Linked DNA regions of Mus musculus: region 2 is linked to region 1. The links are chromatin loops, found by intact Hi-C in ENCODE. Cell type or tissue: gastrocnemius. All regions are shown on one strand.

What was found. Peaks named below come from ENCODE experiments on the same cell type or tissue, not always from the same donor. Only the 100,000 strongest peaks of a DNase experiment are listed, where the experiment ranks them.
Region 2: a loop joins it to region 1, with 1.8 times the contacts of the local background. A loop is called at or near these places in 2 of 42 quality-filtered maps.

Annotation. Positions count from the first base shown.
Region 1 is chr13:41,870,654-41,878,653 of GRCm38, reverse strand. The region is part of intron 1 of Gm10790 (predicted gene 10790); the gene reads right to left. Among named protein-coding and RNA genes, the nearest start is that of Gm10790, 8.7 kb to the right of the region's middle. In gastrocnemius, no CTCF peak of the experiment used is centred here; no DNase peak of the experiment used is centred here; H3K4me3 peaks cover 779 bases; H3K27ac peaks cover 712 bases.
Region 2 is chr13:41,750,971-41,758,970 of GRCm38, reverse strand. No RefSeq gene overlaps it. Among named protein-coding and RNA genes, the nearest start is that of Gm40925, 78 kb to the right of the region's middle. In gastrocnemius, no CTCF peak of the experiment used is centred here; a DNase peak (open chromatin) is centred at 4,784; H3K4me3 peaks cover 139 bases.

The DNA of each region.
Region 1 (8,000 bases):
AGAGTGAAACTCTTCCAAACACAAGTGCATTTATTCATGTGTTCTGTACTGGTCACTGTAGTACAGAGGAGTTCCCAAGCAACGTTTGCCTTTGCACATCTAAGGAAGTTTTGGTGCAAGGCCTAGAAACAGCTTAATGGCTGTGCTGGTTTGAATAAGAATGGCTCCATGGATATAAAGTTAACTCAAACAAATCAGTGGCCTTTCTCTCTACAAAGGATAAACAGGATGAGAAAGAAATTAGGGAAAAAACACCCTTCACAATAGTCACAAATAATATAAAATACCTTGGTGTGACTCTAACTAAGGAAGTGAAAGGTTTGTTTGATAAGAACTTCAAGTCTCTGAAGAAAGAAAATGAAGAAGATATCAGAAGATGGAAAGATCTCCCATGCTCATGGGTTGGCAGGATTAATATAGTAAAAATGGCTATCCTGCTGAAAGCAATCTACAGATTCAATGCAATCCCCATCAAAATTCCAACTCAATTCTTCACTGAGTTAGAAAGGGTAATCTGCAAATTCATCTGGAAAAATAAAAAACCTAGGGTAGCAAAAACTATCCTCAACAATAAAAGAACCTCTGGTGGAATCACCATGCCTGACATTAAGCTATACTACAGAGCAATTGTGATAAGAACTGCATGGTACTGGTACAGCAACAGATAGGTAGATCAATGGAATAGAATTGAAGACCCAGAAATGAACCCACACACCTATGGTCACTTGATCTTTGACAAGGGAGCTAAAACCATCCAGTGGAAAAAAGACAGCATTTTCAACAAATGGTGCTGGCACAACTGGCAGTTATCATGTAGAAGAATGCGAATTGATCCATTCTTATCTCCTTGTACAAAGCTCAAGTCTAAGTGGATCAAAGAATTCCAAATAAAACCAGAGACATTGAAATTTATAGAGGAGAAAGTGGGGAAAAGCCTCGAAGATGTGGGCACAGGGGGAAAATTCCTAAACAGAACAGCAATGGCTTGTGCTGTAAGATCAAGAATCGACAAATGGGACCTCATAAAATTGCAAAGCTTCCATAAGGCAAAATATACTGTCAATAAGACAAAAAGGCCACCAACAGATTGGGAAAGGATTTTTACCAATCCCAAATCTGATAGGTGACTAATATTCAATATATACAAAGAGCTCAAGAAGCTGGACTCCAGAAATTAAAATAACCCCATTAAAAATGGGGTTCAGAGCTAAACAAAGAATTGTCAATTGAGGAATACAGAAGGGTTGAGAAGCACCTGAAAAAATGTTAAGCATCCTTAATCATCAGGGAAATGCAAATCAAAACAACCCTGAGATTCCACCTCACACCAGTCAGAATGGCTAAGATCAAAAATTCAGGTGACAGCAGATGCTGGCCAGGATGTGGAGAAAAAGGAACACTCCTCCATTGCTGGTGGGATAGCAAACTTGTACAACCACTCTGGAAATCAGTCTGATGGTTCCTCAGAAAATTGGATATAGTATTACCAGTAGATCCAGTAATACCTCTCCTGGGCATATATCCAGAAAATGTTCTAACTGGTAATAAGGATACATGCTCCACTGTGTTCATAGCAGCCTTACTTATAATAGCCAGAAGCTGGAAAGAACCCAGATGCCCCTCAACAGAGGACTGGATACAGAAAATGTGGTACATTTACACAATGGAGTACTACTCAGCTATTAAAAACAATGAATTTATGAAATTCATAGGCAAATGGATGGATCTGGAGGTTATCATCCTGAGTGAGGTAACACAATCACAAAAGAACTCACTTGATATGCAGTCACTAATAAGTGGATATTAGCCCAGAAACTTAGAATACACAAGACACAATTTGCAAAACACAAGAAAACCAAGAAGAAGGAAGACCAACACGTGGATACTTCATTCCTCCTTAGAATAGGGAACAAACTACACATAGAAGGAGTTACAGAGACAAAGTTTGGAGTTGAGACAAAAGGATGGACCATCCAGAGACTACCCCATCCAGGGATCCATCCCATAATCAGCCACCAAATGCAGACGCTATTGCATATGCCAGCAAGATTTTGCAAAAAGGACCCTGATGTAGCTATCTCGTGTGAGGCTATGTCAGTTCCTGGCAAATACAGAAGTGGATGCTCATTGTCATCTACTGGATGGAACACCGCGTCCTCAATGGAGGAGCTAGAGAAAGTACCCAAGGAGCTGAAGGGGTCTGCAACTCTATATATAGGTGGAACAACAATATAAACTAACCAGTACCCCCAGAGCTCGTGCCTCTAGCTGCATATGTAGCAGAAGATGGCCTAGTTGGGCATCATTGGGAAGAGAGGCCCCTTGGTCTTGCAAACTTTACATGCTCCAGTACAGGGGAACACCAGGGCCAAGAAATGGGAGTGGGTTGGTAGGGGAGCAGGGGCTGGGGCGAAGGTATAGGGGACTTTCAGGATAGCATTTGAAATGTAAATAAAGAAAATATCTAATTAAAAAATTGAAAAAAATGGCCCCATGGGTTTATATGTTTGGATATTTGGTCCGCAGTTGGTGGAAGTGTTTGGGAAGGATTAAGAGGTAGGGTCTTGCTGGAGGTGGTATGTCACTAGGGATGGGATTTGAGGTTTCAAAACACTCATGCCATTCCCAGACAAATCTCTTTTCTTCTTGTTTGTAGATCAAAATGTAAGTTTTCACCTCCAGCTTGATAGCCATGCCTGCCGGCTGCTGCCATGTTCCTTACCAGGAAGGTCATGGAAATCAGACACTATGTAACTGTAAGCTTTAAATAAACCCTTTCTTCTATAAGTTTCCTTGATCATGGCATCTCTTCATAACAATAGACATGTAACTATGACAGCAATGGGGGTTCTGAGACAGGGTTTCTCTGTGTATCCTTGGCTGTCCTGGAACTCACTTTGTAGACCAGGCTGGCCTCGAACTCAGAAATCCACCTGCCTCTGCCTCCTGAGTGCTGGGATTAAAGGTGTGTGCCACCACACCCAGCTGCAAGAAGCATTCTTTAAGCAGCTCTGAATTATTACTATGACTACTGTGAGTACCACAGTCTTTCCAAGTACAAAGAAGTTTCAGGAGACTCAGCTCCTACCCCTGACTTTTGGGCTGCTGGATTGACAATCTCTCTCTCTCTCTCTCTCTCTCTCTCTCTCTCTCTCTCTCTCTCTCTCTCTCTCTCTCCCTCCCTCCCTCAACTCCCTCCTCTCCTTCCTTCCCTTCCTCTCTCTCTTCCCCTCCTCCTCTTCCTCCCCCTCCTCCCTTTCCCTCTCCCCCTCCCTCTCTTGTATGTGTGGATGTATTCATGTAGATGTGTGCACATGCATGCACAGAGATGCATGTTCATGTGTGTGCCAATACACGTGGGGGCCAGAGGTTGATGTCTGGTATTTCCCTCAATCACTTCTACCTTATTTTTTGAGACAAACTAAATCCAGAGCTCACTGATTTAGCTAAGCTGGTTGGCCAATGAGCTCCAAGGGTCTGTCTGTTTGTCTCTGTAGTGATGGAATTACAGATGCTGGCCACCATACTGTGCGTTTTATATGTAAGTATTGAGGACCTGAACTCAGTTCCTCATGCTTGCACAGCAAGCATTTTATTGATCAAGCCATCAGCTTCTTTCTAGCACTATTAAAAAAAAAATATGTCAGCCATACATGTTCTTGTCTTTGTGGCATCCAGGGTGACAGAAATTTCCAGTGGGGCCAGGGAAACATCCACAGAATTTGTACAAGTAATCAGCTCCTGTCCATATGCTCCAGATTCTGCTGGCCTATACAGGAACCCATCCAGGACCATGGACAACCAGTTAAAGCCTACTTAAGAAATACATGGAATAGTAAGATTTTTAACAGGGTGAGCTGAATGAAGCGGTGAGGTGAAGATCCTGTAGTATCTTGTTCCCACAACTGCTGCCATTCCATATCAGCTTCTGGCTCTTAAGCCCAAAGGTCAACCAACCCCAAGGCAGCTGGCGAGCATAGTAACCTTCACCATTAGGCTCCGTCTTAAACCATTCCCTCTAGGTCTGCAGCTCAGGGGAACTCCTTTAAGATCCTCTGGCAGTATTACTGTGGTTAGAATTACACAGTGTCTCCTAGCACAGGGTTCTTTGACTAATGCTCAGTATACTTTGGCTTGGAATGATGGTCAACACCCAATGTGAAAACATTGTTTCCTGATGCTTCACACGTTTTCCCTTTGTCTATTTTTATGTTTTATTTTTATTTGGAAAAATAGCCATCTACATTTTTATGTATACTGCCATGCATTGATGCACACACATATTGCGTAATGATCAAATAAGGGTAGTTAGCATAAGCACTTTTCATTTTTTGTAGTAAGAATGTTCAAAGTTCTTTAGCTATTTTGAAATATACAATAAAACATTATAAAGATGGTCACCCTACTGTGCAACAGAATTCTGGAAAATGTGTTATTTCCCAATTTAACTATAACTTTGCATCCATTGAATAATCATTTCTTATGTCTCTTATCTCTAATATTATGGCTATGCTATTCATAATATAATCCACTTAAGTGTGTACTGGTGAATGAATGACTAGAGAAGCTATCTCCTCCACCACATGGAATACTATGCAGTATTAAAAGAAAGGAAATCCTACAATTTGTGCAGTTGATGAACCAGGATGTTATGTCATGCACAGTAAGCTTAGTACAGAAAGACAAACATCACATCATCTTCCACATCTGTTTTAGTCAGGGTTTCTATTCCTAAACAAACATCATGACCAAAAAACAAGTTGGGGACGAAAGGGTTTGTCAGCTTACATTTCCACATTGCTGTTCATCACTAAAGAAAGTCAGGACTGGAACTCAAGCAGGTCAGAAAACAGCAGCTGATGCAGAGGCCATGGAGGGATGTTCCTTGCTGGCTTGCCTCCCCTGGCTTGCTCAGCCTGCTCTCTTATAGAACCAAGATTACCAGCCCAGAGATGGCCCCACCCACAAGGGGCCTTTCCCCCTTGATCACTAATTGAGAAAATGCCTTCCAGTTGGATATCATGGAGGCATCTCCTCAACTGAAGCTCCTTTCTCTGTAATAACTCCAGCTGAGTCAAGTTGACACAAAACTAGCCACTACAACATCCATAAAACCTTTTATTTTAACATAATATAGGACCATCTTGTGAGTTAACTCTTCTTTGATTTTACTAAAATTAGTTGCTTTTTCTTCTCCCCCTCCTTTACTACATAGTGATGACTAGATATTTCCTCACACAGGCCACTTAAGACAGATGAAATACTCAGCTTGGGGTATGAGTATGAACTTTTACTCTTAATAAAAAAAAAAAAAAAAAACTAGAAGGTTGGGGAGGATGCCATTACACTGGTACAAAAAAATATATAAAAAGTTGTATATGAAGGCATCCAGTTGTGAAATACCACAGGGATCCTACCTGGCAGTTATAAGGGATTTTAAAGACCAGACAGTTCTTGTGCATGACAGTATTACTGAGATAGCCCGTGGGTTTGTTATAGATGTGACTAACAAATCATCTTTAGACCATTCTCTGTGCCCCCTAGGTTATTTGCTCTGAGGATAGAGCCTGGTTCTCAGACTCTGTGACAGGGAAACTCTGTCCTAGTGATCACGGAGAACAAGGCACTTGGAAAAGTCCTGGCCCACGGCAGAGGTTGTCTTATATGTTGAAATGATATGTGAATGGTGGTGTAGCTCAGTATGGCCGGCACATCGCCCCACACCCCCCTTCATCCCACAGGACTGCACAGTTTATTTCCTCCAAACAAGCAAGCTTTTTCTGAGAAGACGTGTGGTCACCCCCTGTGTGACTGAGAGTAAGACAGCCATGGGCTTGAGTTAGTGTAAACAGGCAAATTCAAGTACGGAAAAACACAATTAAACAAAACAATTGTTTTTAATTGAGTTCAATCAAATTGTTTCTCAACTCGAAAACTGGCAAATTCTTCTTCCTTGGCAGTCACTTCCAACACTTTACCAGAAAATGCTGGCTTGGCAGAAGGAATCTGAGAGAAATTTCTACAGAAACGCCATCGCCGAACTCTGTCCTATCTGCTAATGTAAAGAATCTACGCTACCTACTACTTCCCGGATGGACTCAGCCACCATCCTCATTGACTATAACGTGGCATTCAGCAGATATCAAAATAGCAGCGTGTGTCACAAGCTTCGTTTTCCTCCACAGTGACCTTGGATTAACCCTTCCCCCTTCTCTCCACAGCTAATTAAATCCAGGGACAGTTCAGTAAGGCATCCTGCCGGTGAAATATTTAGTGAGGGTCTATAATTCTTTCCTGCTTGTCCCATCCACTCTGCTTGTTTCTCCACAGTCCATCCACTTCAGCATCTCAATATTTTCTCAAAAACCAGCAGTATCGCTATGGTAACATCGTAAACCAGTCCCTCGCCCAACTCTTCAAGGAGTTTATAAAAATCCAGCTGTAAAAATTGGCCAGTGGCTCTAAGGGCTGCTTGTTTTATGTGTGGTCGTTAGCCTCTTCCCTCTTTCCTTTTTACACCACACCCACTACCAATCTGTCATTTAGGAATATTTACAAAGTCATTTAACAGGTACGAAGCCACTGGGAAGGAAATTGAGATGGAGAAAAGTCAGAAAATGTCTCTTCCAATGTGACATTGCTAATTCTAGAAGCGAGGTGGTCACACCCTGCCTCTCCTCACCACCTGAGTTAATTCTGCCGAAATGGGGAGTTTGGCTCTCACCTCACTCTGATTTCCTTCCTCTGCCTTGAAAACCGAGTTGTCCCTAAGTGCCCTTAAACACAGGAATAGCCACACATACCGGACCCATGCAGGCAGTCCCAAGAATATGAGGGAAAGAATTTTCTAGCAACTAACGGCCATCACTCTGGAACCCGGCTTCTAGAAATAGGGTTTGTTTATTACTCTTTTATTTTCTTCATCAAAAAGTATTCTAAGAAATCGGAATCTGCAGCTTCCCTCATGCCTACCAGTTCCCTCCTTGGGTTGACTTGCTCTGCTCTGTGTGTGTGTGTGTGTGTGTGTGTGTGTGTGTGTGTGTGTGTGTGTGTTTGTGTGTGTGTTGAAATTCCATTTATTTTTACCCTCTGGCTTTACATTACATGTCATGGTTTATAGTCAGAGCTGACTCAGCTGTACCAAGGCAAAGATGATTCTTAACATCTGTGGATTTTGCTAGTATGTTTGTTTGTTTGTTTGTTTTTAAATAAAACTGAGCTTGTTCAAAAGCAAGCAAGCCTGGTGGCACATGCCTATGATCCCAGCTGAGGCAAGGGAATTGTCACGTTAAAGCCACCCTGAGCTGTACAAGGAGACCTACTTCAATGACAGGATATGTTTTCAAAACTTTTAAATTGTTCTAAGAGAGAAGAAACAACAAAATCCAAGGAATATTATCCAACTATAAATATCCTGTGTTAGTATCTTTGAAGAGTGTTAAATACATATTTAATGCATGCATGAATGAATCAATGAATGAATGAATGAATGAATGAATGAATGAATGAATGAAAATACATGTGTTCATATATGACATTAGGGATGTTAGAGGCCCATGAGCATAAATGGGTTGGAGGCTTTGATGCACTTCACGGAGAGTAACTTACCTCAGAACAAACACGGGATGCATGTAATTAAGTAGCTCCTAGTGAGAGGCACTTGAATGACTGTCATATAGCCAGCTAAGAGAGAGGGGGACAGGTGGCCTGAGCAGGGTCTATTCTGGAGTTGAGAAGCTGGATCTTAGGTCATCTGTATGTAGAGAGATCTCAGTGTAATAAATAGCAACACCATCCCTACAAGCATAACAGTCGTGAGGTAGAGAAGCTTGTCCCCCAAGCTGGTGGTCTGGCTCTAACCACCGCCCTTGCCTCTCTCCTTCACTAAGCACAATGTTTGATACTAAGTATGGACACCCAGCACTCAAGGTGTGCGTTTCCTCTGTGAGTCATTGGACATGTTCATTTCTAATTAGTAATACCTGGCAGTATATTATCTC
Region 2 (8,000 bases), 120 kb after region 1:
CCAGGTCCTCCCTCAGGCCCTAGAGACTGGCAAGCAGCGGGTTTAGTTGGAATTTCTGAGGAAAGACCCCAGACCAAGGAGCAAGAGATAAAGACCCATCCCCCTGAAGACTGCAAGGGGCAGGGCAAGGCTGATTTACTTCTGTTCCTTTAAGGAGACTTGCCCTACATCTGACTCCGACAGTGAAACTGTGATGAAATTCAAGGGAGCCCACAGGGACCACTTTTGTTTGGTTTGCATTGTGCAATGCCCCCATAAACTCATGGGTTTGAACACTTGGTGCTAAGATCTTGAACGTTGCGCGCCTTCAGAAGGACTATACCAAGCCAAACAGTTCCACATGAGGTTTATTGGGAGAGAGAGGGGCAAGGTGGTGGCAGAAAGAGAAGTGGGGAAGAGAGAGAGATCAGGGGGGCCTTTCTTTATATATGGGTGATGATGTAACACAGGTAAAGGTGGGAGGTGAGCCAAGTGGATTCTGAGAATAAGGTGGCTGTTGCTTTGGCAACAGGTCTGCGGGTCCGCCTATGTGATGTCAGGTCCTGATACCAACACTTGGTCCCCAGCTACCTTGTTCTGTTTTGAAAGGCTATGAAACCTGTACTTGGGGGGTTTCCTGGAGGAAGTGACACACGGGGGGGGGGGGGGGGCTTGAGCTTTGATGGTCTGTTCCCATTTCCTATTGGAAATCAGTTTCCTGATTGCAGATGCAATGTACCACACTCTACTCATGGTCACTTCTCTGCACCGATGAACGGTGTACCTTTTTAGACTGTAAGACAAAATAAAACCTTCCTCCCTAAAGGTGATTTTTGTTTGGTGTTTGGTCATAGCCACTGCTTTCCCTCTAGCCTCCAGCCTCCAGCCTCCAGTGCTTCCTAGGCCTCACTTGAGATCATCTATCTGGCGCCACCATTGATTTCTCAGAGGGCCATCCCCAAGCTCTACAAAAAAGCCTTTTTGGATCAACCCTCTCTAGGGCTTCTGATCCTCTGAACACCCATAGTCTCTGTTTCTCTCTCTGTCTCTGTCTCTCTGTCTCTGTCTCACACACACACACACACACACACACACACACAGAGTCTTTTCTGTCTCTCTGCACGTGTCTACCTGGTATTTGTTTCCACATTAGTGTAGGGTACTGAAAACAGTAACACTCAGACCCTGACAAGAACTGACCTTAAATTCTAACTCCATGATCACAGTCTGCATTAAAGCTAAAGAAAAAAAGAGGTTTGCTTTTCTGAATCTTTATTCCTGGTCTGTGCAGATAAGATTGTAATACCTTCCAAGATTAGATAAAATAAGATTAAAATATCTTGTACACTCCTTTAGTCCCCAAACTAGAGGTATAATAGGCAGATCTCTGTGAGTTCAAGGTCACCATAGAGAGTTCCGGCCAGTTATGGCTACATATTAAGACCCTCTTTCAAATATTATACACACACACACACACACACACATCATGATTAATAAGCATTAAATGGTGGGTCCAAGTACCTGGGCTCTAAGAACCCATCTTGTCCTGCTGATTTCAAATGCCTGAGGTAAAGAGACATGTCTACCTTTGTCCTCACCAAAGCCTAGTAGCATACCAGTATAAAACAACAGACATATAAACAGATTTAGGGTTGCACAGAGTTTCTTCATCTCTTTGTCTTCTTTATCCAACTCTTCCTCGAAAGCTGAGACCACTCCCTGACATTACAGACAATTATCTCATGTAAGATATCTGTCACCAGTGACATCCAAAAGAATTCCTTTCAAATCAATGGTCAAATGACAATTTCCACCTAAGTCTAGCTTGGTGAACTAATGAGTTTATCTTATAGGAGCATGGGTGAAGGAGAGCCTACAGCAACATAGGTAACTCAAAGGCAGCTTTGTCACAGAAAAGCCTATTCCCAGCAGGGACAACAACTCATGAAAGCTGCAACTCTGGAGCTCCCCGAATGACACGCAGACAGTGTAATAAGGTTGTCAAGTCTCTGTCCCCAGCAGTCCTTACTACTTATGTAACGTTGAGGAAAGACCTCATGAATCTTGTAAATTTCAGGGACTCCTTAGCCTTTTGAGTTTTCTTTACCTCCTCAGTCTTTTTTTTTTAATTTATTTATTTTTATTTATATGAGTATACTGTAGTTGTCTTCAGACACACACCAGAAGAGTGCATCGGATTCCATTACAGTTGGTTGTGAGACACCATGTCATTGCTGGGAACTGAACTCAGGACCTTTGGAAGAGCTGTCAGTGCTCTTTACCTCTGAGCCATCTCTCCAGCCCACCTCCTCAGTCTTAATGAACCTTCCTCAACCTTAAACTTACTAGTGTTTAAATTCAGAGGAAATTTCTACACAACAGAATTGTCTGTAGAACAACTGGATAGCCTTGGTTACCCAGAGGATCCTATAGAGTGCAGGATTCCTTAAAAGAGACGGAAAAGGAACATTAAAGACAAACTCTTTTTACATAAGAATTGGGCTGGAGGGACTGGAGAGATGTCTCAGTCTTTAAGAGCACTTCAAGACTGCTCTTCTAGAGGTCCTAAATTCGATTTCCAGCAACTACATGGTGACTTACAACCATCTGTAATGAAATCTGATACCCTCTTCTGGTGTGTCTGAAGACAGCTACACTATACTCATATACATAAAACAAATAAATCGAAGAAGAAGAAGAAGAAGAAGAAGAAGAAGAAGAAGAAGAAGAAGAAGAAGAAGAAGAAGAAGAAGAAGAAGAAGAAGAAGAAAAGAAGAAGAAAGATTTGGGCTGGTGAAATGCCTCAGTCAGTTATGTGCTTGCCATGCAGGCACTAGGACCTGAATTTGGATCCCTAGAACCCACATAGAAAGCTGGTGTGGGGTGGCCCAATTGTGGCTAGACTCATAGCCCAGTAGGGCCTAGAGGACAAGAAAACAGAAGGATCCAGTAGCATGCTGGCCAGCCCAGCTAGCCAAATCCACAAGATTCAGGTTCAGTAAAAAAGACCTGTCTTGAAGGAAGAAGAGTGGCCGAGTACCCTTCATGCCAACCTCTGGCCTCCACTCACATTCATGCAGACAGACAGACAGACAGACAGACAGACAGACAGACACACACACACACACACACACACACACACACACACACACACACACATAACAAAGCTCATCTTACTATAGGTGGCTGTTTGCTTCTTCCTAAAGGATGTGCTGCTGTTAAGGCTTTATCTAGTGAGATTCAATTACATCATTTCCATCCTGATCTCCAGAGGTCAAATCTTTTAAGTCCAGATTCCATTTGAGAGAACCTGACTATAAGGAACACAAGGCCCCAGAAGGCATTTTTCCCAGTGCTACAAACCAAGCCATAGCGTGAACGTGTGGATGTGATAAAGTTGGAGTAAGGGGGGTAATGTGTAAATGCCTTAGTTATGACTGGCTGAAATTAGTTTTAAAAACTCCTGTCTGGCCACGGCAACTTGCTCAATCATGGAGTCTGGCTGAGAAACGAATCCACGAGGATGCCCGGTGCCAAATGAGAACATGCCCCCAAGTGCGGGTCCAGCTCCAGCGGAATCCAAAAAGCAGCAAGAGACGCTGTCTGATGTACCTTATACACCGGCACAAACATCAGCCAGATCAGAGGTTAGTGAGGTGTGTGTGTGTGTGTGTGTGTGTGTGTGTGTGTGTGTGTGTGTCTTGGGGGGGTGGGGGGTGGGGGGGACAAGCTAGCTTGAATAAAGACTCTGCTGTGAATTGCATCAGATTGGCTCTTGTCTGTTTTTTGTTTGTTTGTTTGTTTTTTAGGGGTGGGGGCAGATCAAACACTTCCTTAGCACTACAATCTCATCAACCTGCCCCATGGTCTGATTCTAGAAGAGTTGAGGATAAAAGACCTCTGATCTTACTGCCAGACCGTATATCTTGCTAATGTTGAGGGAAGAAAATAAAAATCGTTACTGAGAATAAAGCCTTCCATGATCTCTCGAGAAACAGTTTGTGTTTGTAACTACATCCTATGTTCACCTTCCTCTCCCAAAGATTGCTGGATGATATTTATGGTACCCAAAACTGAGCTGTGGCTGGGAATCTCGGCAGCTAATGGGTCAACAGAACAGTGCACTCCCTTGGAAGTATAGATGGAAAAGACAAAGCTGTCTTAGGCTGTTGGAGTCCCCAGTCTTGAAGGTTTGGCTTAGATTGCAGGAATTTAAACTTACATCATGCCTGGAGAGAGAACTGGTGTTGGGTTATCAGCATCGTAGGAAGAGGAGTGACAGGCAGAAGAAACCTGGATCCCATTGGCTCCTTTGGATCCTGACTCAACACTGAATTTTGCCATAGTCCTCCCTCCCAAGTATCCATGATATTGATCAATCAGAGAACCTCACGTGCTTGTAAGAGACCAGATCTTGGGTTCAGACTCGATCTAAGAGAACATGACCTCAGGTTGAACATGAGTTAACCAACAAGCAGGGCTCCTAGCACCAGTTTCCAGGTTACTCCTCAATAAGCCAGTGTCTAGCACCAGTTTCCAGGTTACAAGCCTGACCCCCTGTTATTTCACTTCCTAACAACCACCAATCAGAAGGAAAGCAGAAGTTAAATTTATGGTTTGGCTCCCAGCACCAGCCAATTATGTTAAAGGGCAACAAAATTCCATAATACCCCCCCCCCCCACACACACACACAATGAGATGTGTGCCAGGCTAGAGACCTTCCTCACTTGCTTGCCATTTGTTATAAAGCTTTGTCCAGCTGAGAACTCAGGGCTGCACCCTCCAGTTCTGCTGCATCAGAGACAGTGGCACGTGGCCAAAGCTCTAGCTTATAATGAAGACCCTAGTGTGACTGCATCAGAGTCAGCTTCTTGGTGGTCTTTTGGGGTTCACGAAACAGGCACAACACTTGAAATAATGGACACTGTGCTTATGGGGAAGGGTAGAAGATGTCTTCTTTATCCTCACCCATCCCTGCCTCAAAGCATAGAGCCTCGTGCATGGCACACGTGAAATACATGTTTGGTACCTAGTCAGATTTAAGTAGCACGCTCAGTGATTCATAAGGAACCAACATTCAGCTCCTGGTCCATCTGCAGAGCCTACACGCTCCTGTAGTTTCCTCTCCATCAACATCATTCAATCTTACTGAAAATACACTCTCAGAAATGAATTTTTGGTCAGGTTCTCAGAAGAAATACACATACAACCAAATTATATATGCCTGCACATAACTGAAATAAAACTTTTATAAAATCACATTCATTTTAAAATACATGTGAGGCCCTATATTTCCCACAAATCTTTTATTTCGTTATTTAAACTCTGCAACTATTGCTGATTTTTCTAACCCAATCAGTGTTATAGATATTATGTATTTTGTAGTCTAATAATAATAGTAATAATAGGGTTCAACTTAGTGTTGAGCCACATGACACTCTCTTGCTCTCTCATTCATTCATTTAACAAATAATAATGAAATGCCTGTTCCATATATGGCCCTGGCTGTCTGCAGCTCATGGTTGTTTAGAGACTTGGGATCCTCTCCCTGGGACATTTTCACTAGGGTTGAATGTTCACATCATTTCCTCCAGTGGCCCCATAGGAGAGGCAGAACACAGCCCGTGGTCCCCACCTCACACCTACAGCTGCTCTACTGCTCCAGCAGCACCTCTGAGATGTTGACAGTCTCTCCATGACAGCTTCCACACAAGAGCTTCCGGACTGTCCTCTGAGGCCTCAGCCCGGCTCAGCAGACTGATTTCGTTTCACTTCAGGGAGTTGCTCCCACTCAGCACATTTTTGTTGTTGTTGTTGTTAAGTATCGAATGATGGAATTAGTTGATGCTAGGTTAGTTTTACCTGACTGGGACTCTGCTATGTGATCCTGAGGGTGTGGGAGGGAATGATAGAGACATGCTTTTGCGTGTGAAATTTCTATGTACATCTAAAAGTCATTCATGCTGTCATTTTATGTATAGCACTAACTTGACCTGTCTGAATTACAAAATCACTTCATTAAATCAAATTCTCTTTGTTGTATAATAGATTATATTGGTGTTTGCCTCTGCCAGATGCTTTCTGCCACTGTGACCTTTGACTGTCACCATACATCACCAAACTAAAAGAGAAGAGGCCAAAGTGAGCCACGGGCCATCAAGACTGTCATGTTTTTCCCCATACTCTATGCAAAGGCTATCAGATTCAGAAGTAGCCACAACTGATAGACAGGCTCATATGAAATCACAGCAATAGACAATGAAAACCATGAGCCAAGCCTGCCTCTGTGAAGTCCCTCAGGAGGGCAGGCAGCAAGTGCTAGGCCTCCATCTGTATTGTCTCTTGTAGGTTTGTGGCTGCTGGGGCCACCTTTGTACTTGCCCATATAGGAGTATGTGTTTCTGAGTAATAATCAAATCAAAAAAAAGGAAAGAACTGTCACAAAATGGCTTTGGACCATACAGAGAACTCTCAGTCTACCAGGGAGCCACCCAGGATCTGGGCATATAAGACCAAAAATTATTCATCCAATGCATAGTAGTTCTCCCTTGGAAAAGACATTCCAAGACCTGCATTGAGTATCTGAAACATCTAAGGGTAATACAAACCAATATATACACTATGTTTTCTCCTGTGGTAAAGTTTAATAAATTGGACACAGCAAGAGATCAACCATCATAAATAATAATAACAGGATGATTGTAGACTATAATAAAAGTTACCAGCTAGGTTGTTTATTTCTGGAATGTTCCGTTTCGTGGATTTGGGATGGCAGTTAGAGGTAAGTAAATGAAACTTTAGAATTGAGACAGTAGCTAAGAGAAGACCAATGTACTTTAATGAAAGGAACTTGCACACTCCTTAAGCTGAGCTTAACGGAAATTTCTTAAGTACACAAACCTAGGTGCTGTGGGTGTTTACTGAGGAAGAGATGGAACGTGTAACTCCAGGGAGGGGCCCATAACAGGTAACTCTAAATGATTCGTGGTCTAATGTGTTACATGCAGTCAAAGAACAGCTCCAACCCCCTCCATGGTGGATGGGTGAACACATGGAGATGCACCTCTTGCATGTTGACTGACCACCCTGCTGTAAATCACTTCGCCTTCACTCAGCACCTGTCATTTCCCGGAGTCACAGAGACAGTCACAAAAGACCCATAAGCACCAGCAGCCTTGATGGCTGTCATTACCTTAGTATCAAATAGTCCCGAAGTATATTTAGTTAAAATGTTATCATTACTAAATCTAATCATATTTACCATATGAATTCATTACAGTCTCAATACCTTAGAAGAGCGTAGCTGTTAATTGTTTTAGAGCTTTATAGTTACTGTAACAAAATGCCACAAGCTGGGCACCTTAAACACTATGAAAGTATATTTCCCCACAGATGAAGAAGCTAATCGTCTTACGGATCAAGCATAGTAGCTGTATGTCTCCTTAGAAGGTGGAGAGGAAGACCCTTCCTTCTGCTGGCTCCTGGCGGCACTTGTTTAATCACAGCAATGCTATCATCTCTGCTTCCATTTTTCTTCCTATTTGTGACTCCCCCACCCGCACCCCGCACCTTACGAGAATCAGGACTCCAGATCCAAATGTCCCTCTCTTTTCTCATATAAACCAGAGTCATGGGAGGGACATAGTGACTCCTCCAAGTCCAACATAATTCACTTCAGGCTCCTTAGCACTTCACAGATGCGAAGGTCTTAGGACAAACTTAGTTCCCTTTCTGATGGTCTGGGAGTTTGTGAATCCTGGAGGCTGCTCTTCAGCTCAATGTGACCAACTCAGCTGGAGAGGACAGGCAGGTGAGCTTCTCCCTTCAGATACAGAGACCATTGAGCAATGGAACCATGGAGCTGGAATTTCCCCAGAAGAAGGACAGGGGGAAAGGAAAGGCTGGGGCTCTACTGCCAGGCACAGGGGAGCTTGTCTTCCCCGAAGAAGTTTTTGTCACCATGTCGACAATTTTCCAGATAGCAAGAACCAGTAGCCACACTCCATCTTTTCCCTTCTCT